Regions from separate parts of the Homo sapiens genome. Here region 1 is linked to region 2. Evidence: read pairs that join two places in POLR2A ChIA-PET (ENCODE). Cell type or tissue: A673. All regions are shown on one strand. Each heading gives the region's core, and the rest is flanking DNA. Links, peaks and the distances in the headings are about the cores only.

The links. ChIA-PET counts read pairs that join two places held together with the same protein. Peaks named below come from ENCODE experiments on the same cell type or tissue, not always from the same donor. Only the 100,000 strongest peaks of a DNase experiment are listed, where the experiment ranks them.
Region 1: POLR2A ChIA-PET joins it to region 2 with 8 read pairs; 3 of 35 experiments call an interaction of 5 or more read pairs at or near these places.

Annotation. Positions count from the first base shown.
Region 1 is chr3:39,524,450-39,529,838 of GRCh38, reverse strand. It overlaps a transcript of MOBP not described here. Among named protein-coding and RNA genes, the nearest start is that of MOBP, 59 kb to the right of the region's middle. In A673, for the core only: no CTCF peak of the experiment used is centred there; no DNase peak of the experiment used is centred there.
Region 2 is chr3:39,421,024-39,426,412 of GRCh38, reverse strand. LOC107986075 (a long non-coding RNA gene) reads right to left here. Exons shown (of 2, transcript XR_001740663.2): 2 at 1,553-2,611. Among named protein-coding and RNA genes, the nearest start is that of SNORA62, 13 kb to the right of the region's middle. In A673, for the core only: no CTCF peak of the experiment used is centred there; a DNase peak (open chromatin) is centred at 2,652.

The sequences.
Region 1 (5,389 bases), core at 233-5,232, 100 kb before region 2:
AGGGCTCTGATCTCTCACACACCCATTCAGGATTTATGCACGTATACAACACCAAAGCCCTGCTTCCTGTGTTCCTCGCTTGATCCCACCCAGTTCCCACTTCCATCACGCTGTCCTCTGGACCATCCCACAGTGCTGCCCACTTCTTGCTAACACCAGGTTCCTCCTGCCACCTCCTTCGGGGAAAGTGATTTGACCTCCTAGTTGCACATGTTCAGTGCTGTGCTAACCTGTGTTGATGACAGACCTGTTGTTAGTTGGTTTCCTTCAAATTTTGTGTAAACCATAGTGTGTGTGTAAAATACAGACTTTGCAAATAAACATGTTATTATGGGCACCAATTGGTGTTAAACTGGCCATTTTTTTTGCTCATTTTATTATACATTTAGTTCTTACAGACATCAACTGGCATTATTTTGACCTGTTTTTCCACTTGATTTTTGCATATTTGGTTGTTTTAGTGCAAGTATGTTTTTCCCTAGATATTCATGGTCAAACTTACACCTTGGCATTTTACTTTGTTTCTTCATGTATTTCCTATACTTTATTTTTAAATCTCTTTAGGAGAAGAAGCTCAGTTACAATCTAAATTTTTGTGGAGTATTGTCCCTTTACATTTCTCCTGTTACTTTTTTAACTAGCTTTGATACTTCTCCTTCACCAACATACTGTTTTTCTCTTTGATACTGACCACTTGCTGTTTTGTGTTTATCACTGTCCACTTACCTAACATTTTCTGACATCTGTAAGATTTTCTTCCCTTATAGTGAGTCATAGTGAGCCCTGCTGAGGGTAGAGAAGCTGATTCTGCTTTGCCACCTGAGGCGCACAGACACGTGGTAATAAAAATAACATAGAACGAGGCTGCAGAGCCCCGCACAGAGGAAAGCACTGTTGGATAAATGGCCATAAACAACACAACATAACTTGCAATAGTGCCCACACACTACTAGTTGATAAAACTCAGTGTGGCTTTCATGGGAAGAAGCAGGCCTACTCTGTGCAGCTGCTGCTGAAAGACTAGGAAAAAGTGTGATTTACAAACAATGCTTAAGGTCATCCCTAGCATCACTAGAAGCCCTGATTCTCTCCAATAGGCTTGCATTATTTTCTAGCAAATGAACCACATTTCATGGAGAACTTTGATTTTGTGATAATGTCCTGTGACACTCCCTTCTGACTGTTTTGTCTCCTTATAGAAAGAAACAACACCCTGCATTTTCAAACTGTTGATTATAAACTCTTAAATGTAGACCTCACATAATTGGGGTTCATCAATACACAGCCTTTTCAGTAAACAATGCCAGAAATTCAGGTGCGTTTTTCAGGCAATTTTATTTCATCTTCCTTTTTGCATCCTATGGACTTGTGACTCTCCGATGCCCTAATGAAACCCTGCTTTCTCTCAACATCTAGAATTCACAGACTAATTCTGATTTTTTTTCCCTAGCTTGAGGTATGGAATCAACTATTCTTCCAACAGGCAGTGGTTTCTCTTTTCAGAAAATTGCTTTAGAAGCCACAGGCACTAGGTCTACAAATAAGCTTGTTCCATATTCCAACTAGAATTTGTCAGGATGACAGCAAAAATATCCAAGAGCATAAATCACTGTAGGGACAGAACAGATAAAGTCTCCTTATAAAAAATGTCCATGGGTTCTTATTGACATTTCTAATTTACCTCTATTTTAATATGTTCTTTTGCCTTACTCTAATAAAAAGTTTATGAATCCATTTTTCAACTTTTGAGCAACTAATTTTTCTTGTTTTCATTAATGTTAACAATCACAAAAAGCCATATATTGTCATACCAAATCACAAGTCTAAATTTCACTGCCACCACCCCAAAATGCAGGCGGCTCATATCTTCTCTTCTTTCTTGACCGTCAGCTCAGCCATCCTGAAACCGGCTTTACAGTGTGCAGATCCCATCAATTCTTTGGTCAGCTTCATGTTAGCACCAATATCTGAAAGGAAGGAAGCCCCAGCTTCCATCTAGATGAACACCAAAGAAACTAACAGCTCAGAACACTCAGTATGATACATAGATACGCTGTTTGCTTAATAAAAGATAATAACAGGCCGGGCGCGGTGGCTCATGCCTGTAATCCCAGCACTTTGGGAGGCCCAGGTGGGTGGATCACCTGAGGTCAGGGGTTCAAGACCAGCCTGGCCAACATGGTGAAACCCCATCTCCACTAAAAATACAAAGAATTAGCTGGGCATGGTGGTGGGTGCCTGTAATCCCAGCTACTCGGAAGGCTGAGGCAGGAGAATCATTTGAACACGGAAGGTGAAGGTTACAGTGAGCCGAGGTTGCAATGAGCTGAGATTGCGTGCCATTGCACTCCAGCCTGGGTAACAAGAGAGAAACTCCGTCTCAAAAAAAAAAAAAAAAGGAAAAGAAAAAAAGGAAAAGGTAATAAAAGGTGAATCTAGACAAATACTACTTTTCAAAGTTTCAAAAATATTATCTGTCAATTTTCTCCATTTGAGCTCCCTAATTTGAATTTAGTTTATATTCTCTTTATATTTTTTCTCTTACTAGTGCCTTTGTATATTTATGGAGCACAAATTTTAGTAGTAAACTCTAGCTTCACAGAGGGCCATGGATATATACAGTGGTGCACTGGCACCAGCTTGTGCCAGCTGACGAGAGTCAATTGTGTGCTTCTCTTCCCAATTCTGCATCAAATTTGCCAATTAAAAGACAAATGGTAAACTCCAGAGAATCATGTTCATAGCTTGAAATCTGCATCATGGTCCGGGCGTGGTGGCTCATGCCTGTAATCTCCAGCACTTTAGGAGGCCGAGGCGGGTGGATCACCTGAGGTCCAGAGGTTGAGACCAGCCTGGCCAACATGGTGAATCCCTATCTCTACTAAAAATACAAAATTAGCCAGGCATGGTCGTGGGCACCTGTAATCCCAGCTACTTGGGAGGCTGAGGCAGGAGAATGGCTTGAACCCGGGAGGTGAAGATTGCAGTGAGCCAAGGTCGCACCTTTGCACTCCAGTCTGGGTAACAAGAGTGAAACTCCATCTCAAAAAAAAAAAAAAAAAAAAGGAAGGAAGGAATCTGCATTGTGGAAATATTTACACCATGGAAATTAGCAATCTCTATAAATTAGGCCTTTTTACCCAGAGACCCAGTTGTTGGGTATTTACGAGGAAAACTCTTTTTTCCCAAAATTTTTCCCAAAACCAGTCAAAACATCAGAACATAAAATCAGTTAACATCCAGAATTATCAGTCATATTCCAGATATTATGGTTGAGAATTCCCACTCAAGAAGTTTACACAGAGTAGCTTTTGGAGCTTTATGTAATTTTTGCAATATTTACTGGTAGTGCTCCTCAGAACCAATCCTTAAAAGATAAAAAATATAACTGGATTATAGCACCTTTTAGTTATAATATCCAAGGCACATTACATTTAGCTATTCACCCATTTCAAGTAATTGTCAGATAGTTTTGATTCATCCCCAGAAGGTTTTATTTCCACAACAGACAAACAGAGAATTCAGTAGTTTCTTGTTACTAACATTTCTGGGCTAATATCTAACTTTTTGCATGAATTAATATGCACTATACTCTCACCTCCACAATCATTCCATAGCAAATGTGTGTCTTCTGGATGATGTGGAAGAGAGAGCCCAGCAAGCACTATGGGCCTGGCTTTGCCAAAATCTAAAACAGGCCAAAGGGATATTAAATTTCTTATTTGGTGTGGGTTGGGCTGGGCCAGTAATTTGTTCTCACTTACAGTGGTCTGTCGTATGTTTCACCACCACCACCACCCTGCACCTCACCATGTTATTCCCAGGAATGTAATGGCCTCAGATATCCCATCATTGGAAACACTTCATAGTAGAGGTTACCATTTTGTTGTTTATTTAGCACCTGAATTTAGGCAAGAGAAACATTTCTACCTGAAGACTCCATGCAGTCAAATTTCCCTGCCTTTATATTGGAATTTCTACAGAGACCCATGGTCTCCCCAAGTGAGGAAGCCAGGGCACTCAGCCCTCACCCTCCAGCTGCCTTGGGACAGTACTTGCCTGATTCCTCTTTCTGGGGGCGTGGCACTCTGAGCTGTATCTCATCTGGATCTATCACTCTTCCTTCATACTCTGTGGCATTCTCTCTCATCCTAGCCCCATACCCTGAACAAGACTTCATCTGACATTGCCCCTATATTTTTACTTGCCTCTTAAACTTGGCTAGGAATGGTTGTGCCCACTCAAGGACACAGAGCCATGGCCTTGTTGGATCTTTGGGCATCCGACTGTGCTTGGCCACACCAGCTCCTAGCACAAGACTGTTCCTGATGCTCTTTCTTTCCTCTAATCTGACTTCCCCTCTACCCTAGTACTGTCCATTTTACATCCCTCCACATTCTGCAACATTCTATTTTCTTCTTCATTTTCCTACCTATTACTAAACAAAGGTTTGGGTGGAAGGACGTATTTCAACTCTTCCCCATTTTTCCCCAAGTCAGAAATCATCAGAAGCCACAAGAACAAGCCCAGATCCAAAACTGAACCCAAACAAGTATTTTTGTTTTCTAAGACATATAACCTTGAATATACCCCCAGGCTTTTCAACTATCTTTCACCTATCTCTTCAAACAAATATGTCCACCTAATATTGTTAACCGTTTATATATAGCTTTTAATTTGTTATTTCTTCAAACCAGGAATTATTTTAAATCTTTTTTTTTCCAAAAGGATAGTTTTATTTTTGGGATACCCTTTTACTTTGTTGTCATTTTTATTCTATTGCATTATAAGAAAAGTGTGAGACCTTATGGCTTCTGCTTATTGGGCAATATGCAATATAATATTGTGTGTTGTTAAAATTTATGCATAGTATATTATATTACATTTGCCATCTACTATTTGCTTTTCATGTTCCTTATTTTGTCCTCTAAATTTATCTATCTAATGTGTGTATGTCTGATTTGTTTTACCTTCTATTTAATATTTTTATTTATAAATATACCACAGGTGATTCACTCATTCTATTGGTGGACATTTTGGTAATTTCTCATGATCTCTCTCCTATTTTCAATGCCAAACAATGATTCCTTGAACAGATTTACGTGTACCTACTTTTTCTATGAATTCAAGTTTTCTCTAGGATGGGTGCCTAAAATTATTATTGCTTGATCACAGGTTGTACAATTTTCTGCTTTGCCAGTATCCCCAGATTGCAACCCAAAGGTGTCATAATAATTTATAAATTCTCATCAGTAGCTTATGAGAATTTTCCCCACATCTTTGCCAATACTTGATTTTTTTTATTTTTGCCACTTTGATGGTTGTATAACATCTTTTTTTTTTCCACATGTCCCTGGAGAAAGACATGTATCTTCAGATTGAAGAAACT
Region 2 (5,389 bases), core at 316-5,315:
GAGTATTAAATATTCCCCCAAAGCTATTTTGTTCTACTAAATTCCTCCATGCTTTTTTTTTTTTTTTTTTCTAGCAATGACTTGGACCTTGAGATTTCATCATGTTTGAAGGCTCTCTGCTTGGTAATATTTATGAGACCATTATTCACAGACAGACAACCTTCTTTTAGGTTTTATTAGACAATATTAAGTCCAGATAAGAGACCAACAGAGGAATTTGAGAATGAAATCTGAATTCTGAGAGTATTATTACTGTTTCTTGAGAAGGAAGAGGAGAAAGGAAGGAAACATTCATTGCCACATGCTATACCTTGTGCTCAGTCATTTCACAAAGATGTCCTTTATCCTTGAACAAGATCGGGTTCACATTATCATCTTTGTACACGTGTGAACAGGGACAAGAAATGTATTTGTTTCCTTGTTTGAGATGATTACCAATGGGTGCCAGAGGGGCCTATAGGTGATTTTAATTAAATTGCTTCAAATTACTTCTCGTTCTTCAAGCAAGAAGACCACTGGATTCTATCCAGGTTTTAGCTACCCAGCTTGGGGTGGACTGAGGTTGACCAAAGGATAAAAGCTGCAAAATATAGCAAACTCACCTAGTGACTTTCTCCTTATAGGACTCAACTCTCCTCTAGAAACCACCTTCTTTTGTTTTCTCCTCACTATCATCCAACGATCATTTGTATATTTCTCCCAGAGTTTTTAGTGGTTGTCCATGAGAAGATGTGTCTGAAAGAAGCTACCTGACCACTACAAAAGTAGTTCCAATTTGTTAGCAATGTTTGAGGAAATATGGGTAAAGTTTCATGACTGACTTGTAAATTAAAGGCTGCACTTGGGCCAGGCGTGGTGGCTCATGCCTATAATCCCAGCACTTTGGGAGGCCAAGGTGGACAGATCACCTGAGGTCAGGAGTTCAAGACCAGCCTGGCCAACATGGCGAAACCCCGTCTCTACTAAAAATAAAAAAATTAGCCAGGCGTGGTGGTGCACACCTGTAATCCCAGCTACTCGGGAGGCTGAGGCAGGAGAATTGCTCCAACCCAGGAGGCAGAGGTTGCAGTAAGCCAAGATCACACCACTGTACTCCAGCCTGGGTGACAGAGTGAGACTCTGTCTCAAAAAAAAAAAAAAAAAAAAAAAAAGGCTGCACTTGAACAGTAATGTTGCCCTTTAGGTGATCAACTCAGGAAGGTATACATAAATTCTAGGAATGCTGCCATTGCTCAAAACATGTTTGGAACTCCTTGCTGGAAACTACCTTTGGAGTCAGCAGCCTCATTCCTGTGGAGTCAGTTTCCATTTTCCACCTCAAATGGTAAATGGTGTTAATGCAGTTTGGCTGTGCCTTTTTTCACCTTCATGAAATGACAAATGCATTTCTGTGTTTGTCTTCTCTCCAAATTACAGAGTAAGTTCCTGGAGGATGGGGAAAGTTTCTAGTTATCTGTCGAATCCCACATTCTTGGCCTAACACAAGGCACGTGGTCAGTTTTCAACAAATATTGTTGAATAGTGAAATTACAAGGTATAAGAGTTTACTGTATTTTTGTTTTTGTGGTAAACATGTCAGGCAGTAGCTTTTTTATTTGATTATTGCATGCATAGACTATTGCTGGCAGAAGGGACCTTAACAACTTCTAGAATAACTTTCCAGTTCATGGAAAAAAGCTTTCTGGCAAGTTAAACCTTGAAGCTTCTTCCTGAATATTCAAATCAAAGCAGGTTAGCAATTGCTCTTTACCTAACTGAAATGCACATAAACAACACTGCATTGCAATTTTTCACTAATCAGATTGTCAAAGAATGATAATTATTATGAGTGATAATAAATTCAAATCTGCAGTCTCTTTTGTTGCTACTAAAAATTCAATTTAGGGAAATTTAATGTTTTTATTTTAACATCTTAAAATGTTCCCTGCCATGTGATTCAGTTAACCACAAGGATGTTAATGACAGCCATGTTTATAATAGTTGAAATTTTATAAAATATTAAAACTAGGAAAATAGATATATAAACTATTTTGCAGCCACTTAATAGCTTACTGTGTAGCTAATGTATACAATCGATATAAAAGCTTATTGTAAATTCTAAGAGCATTTAGAGAAATGCTTATTGTTAATTCTAAAGAGAAGGTCAGTTGGCCATATATTGTGTATATAAAAAGTTACTTTCACCTAGTTACATTACCTGATAAGTTCACTGCTATGATATAGAGGAGTGGTGATAGTGGGTTATCCATGTCTTGTTTCTGACTTTAGTGAAAATGCCTCTAGAATTTTTCCATTGTATCAGTTATCTATTGCTCAGTAACAAACTCCCTGAAAGCTAAGTTGATTAAAACAAAAACAATTATTTCTTTTGCTCACAAATAAGCACAGAGTTTGACAGGAATGACTTGCATCTGCTCCACATGGCAACTGCTGAGATGGCTCCAACTGGGGCTGGACAATCCACTTTCAATACAGGTCATTCTCTTGGCTGGCAAGTTAGTGCTGGATGTTAGCTGGGAATTCAGCTGGTCTGGGGCTGGGGACTGGGGACTTTGGTTCTTCTCCATATGGGCCTCTCCCCAGCTGCTCAGGCTTCCTCACTGGAAGATGGCTGAGTTTCAAGAGCAAATGTCCCAAGGGACCCAGACAAAAGGGAATGGCATTTTTATGGCATATCTTTGAAAAACACATAGCATCATTTCCATTCTATCTTATTACTTGAGGAAGTTGGAACTTCTACCAAGGCTGAAAGGGAGGGGACATAGATTCCACCCATTGGATAGTGACAATGTCATGTTAAGATAAGCATGTAGAATGAGAGACATTTATGGTCTGAAGTTGATATTTTAAACTCTCTCATTAACAAAGACCTCAAAACACTTTATCTTTCACATAACCTCCATACCCGTTTTAAAATTTTTATCATTATTATTAGAGACAGGGTCTTGCTACATTGCCAAGGCTGATCTGGAACTCCTGGGCTCAGGAGATTCTCCTGCTTTGGCCTCCTGAAGTGTTGGAGTTACAGGCATGAGCCACCACACCCAGCCTATACTCTTTGTAAATATTTTGTTGATTGCTTTTATCTTGCTTGTTTTTTACCCCATATATTAGAAATCTTGTTACTGATTTACACAGTCTAATGTTTGCCACCAAGGAATATATCTCTAAAGAATATAGCTAGGCTGGGTGCAGTGGCTCACACCTGTAATCCCAACACTTTGGGAGGCCAAGGCAGGTGAATCACCTGAGGTAAAGAGTTTGAGACCAGCCTGGCCATCATGGTGAAACACCGTCTCTACTAAAGATACAAAAATCAGCCAGGCATGGTGGTGCACACCTGTAGTCCCAGCTATTTGGGAGGCTGAGGCAGAAGAACCGCTTGAACCTGGGAGGTGAAGGTTGCAGTAAGCTGAGATTGTACCACTGTACTCCAGCCTGGGCAATAAAGCAAAACTCCATCTCAAAAAAATAGATAGATAGATAGATATAGATATAGACATAGACATAGACATAGACATAGATATAGATATAGATATAGATATAGATATAGCTTACCTTTGCTTGTTTTTGAACTTTTCACAAATGGAATCACATATTAGGAATAATATTGTTACACTTATTTTGCCCAAATTTGTACGATTCATACATGTCATTGCATGTAGCCATGATATGTTTAATTTCATCACTGATTGGCACTTTGTGGTATAAATATACAATAGTTTATCAACAGTACTGTAGATGGACCCAGAGCTACTTCCAAGTTTGTCAATTAGAATTCTTGTCCACATACCCTAGTGCAAATGTGCATGATTTTCTTTAGTGTATACCTTCAAGGGCAATAATATAGATGCTTATGTTACTAAAGAATGCCAAACTGTACCAATTTATACTCCCACCACCTAGTATAGGAGTTCTTGTTCCAAATCCTTGTTACCATTATCTGATTTTGCCAGACTTTTTTCATTTTTTTTTTTTTGAGACGAAGTCTTGCTCTGTCGCCCAGGCTGGAGTGCAGTGGCGCAGTGTCAGCTCATTGCAACCTTCGCCTCCCAGGTTCAAGTGATTCTCCTGCCTTAGCCTCCCGAGTAGCTGGGATTACAGGTGCCTGCCACCACACTTGCGTTAATTTTGTTATGCTTATGTAGAGATGGGGTTTTGTCATGTTGGCCAGGCTGGGGCTTTTTTCTTGTTTATGGTAGGTTTGGAATGGAAAACAACTCCTTTAACCCTACCTTAATCTCACCTTAATGCATGCTACCTTTCCAAAGGGCAAGAGTGTTATCTCCTGTGGAGTCTGTCCCTTCAGATACGTAGCTCATAACTGCTTGAGGTGGGTAAATAGTGTTTGACTCTGTATATTGCGGACCAAGACAGAAAATGCCTGCATTAGCACAATTCTAGGTCCTTTCACTTCTGCTTGTAGGCTGGCCAGATCTAGCCAGAGTTCTTGTCTCTCATAGGACTATGCTTAAAGCAGCCAAGAGTCACACAGACCGTCACTCTGGATCTCTCCTACCATTTTCCTAATGCCACAGATTTGATCAAATTTTGGTCTACCCTCCAAAGCAATGCAGGCTCCAAAACCTGACCCAACATTTTACCACCATGTAATGTGAGGCACCAGCTTTTCAGCCTGTGCTCAGTGAAAACTCACAGGCTCTGTTAGTATGGAAGAAAGGAGGATGAACATGGGTGTTCAATAGATATGACTGAGAAATCCTCATAAACATTGGTGTTCATCCTGGCCGCAGCTTTCTTTTGCCTTCATTTTCTTTTTTCCTTACTAACTTTTGTTTTTTGGAAAAGTCATTATATTGTCCTAATTCTTCAATGACAGAGTCAGTTAGCCATTTGTTTTTCTCATTCTACTGTCCCCTAGCTGTCACCATTGATGGGGAACAGTCAGGTGTCCTTCCTTTTCTCCTTGGCTTCTTTCAAGAACACTTTTGGTTTTGGCATTTCAGGATTCTTTAACAATGTAAATAAGAATGGGGTTTTAAAAACCATTTCCACTTACTACACATTGGAATTCCTGAATTTGTAGATTCATGAGAATTTCGGATCATATCTATTTGTAGATTCATGAGAATTTCTTAGTCATATCTATTTGACACTGACTTCTTTATTCTCTCTTCTCTCTCTCTGGAACTCCAATTAGACAGTTTGACTCTCTAATTTTACTCTCTTTGTATCTCCTCTTTTGTATTTTTTTTCCTCCTCTCTCTGTTCTCCTTATGAATAATTGTTTTCATATATTTTTTCTAATTCATCAAACCTTTCTACAACAGTGTCTTATTATTTTTTCTGCTCATTGGGTTTTAAATTGCAATGATCATATTCTTTATTTCTAAATGGCAAAAGCACATTGTCAATAACTAGATATTGT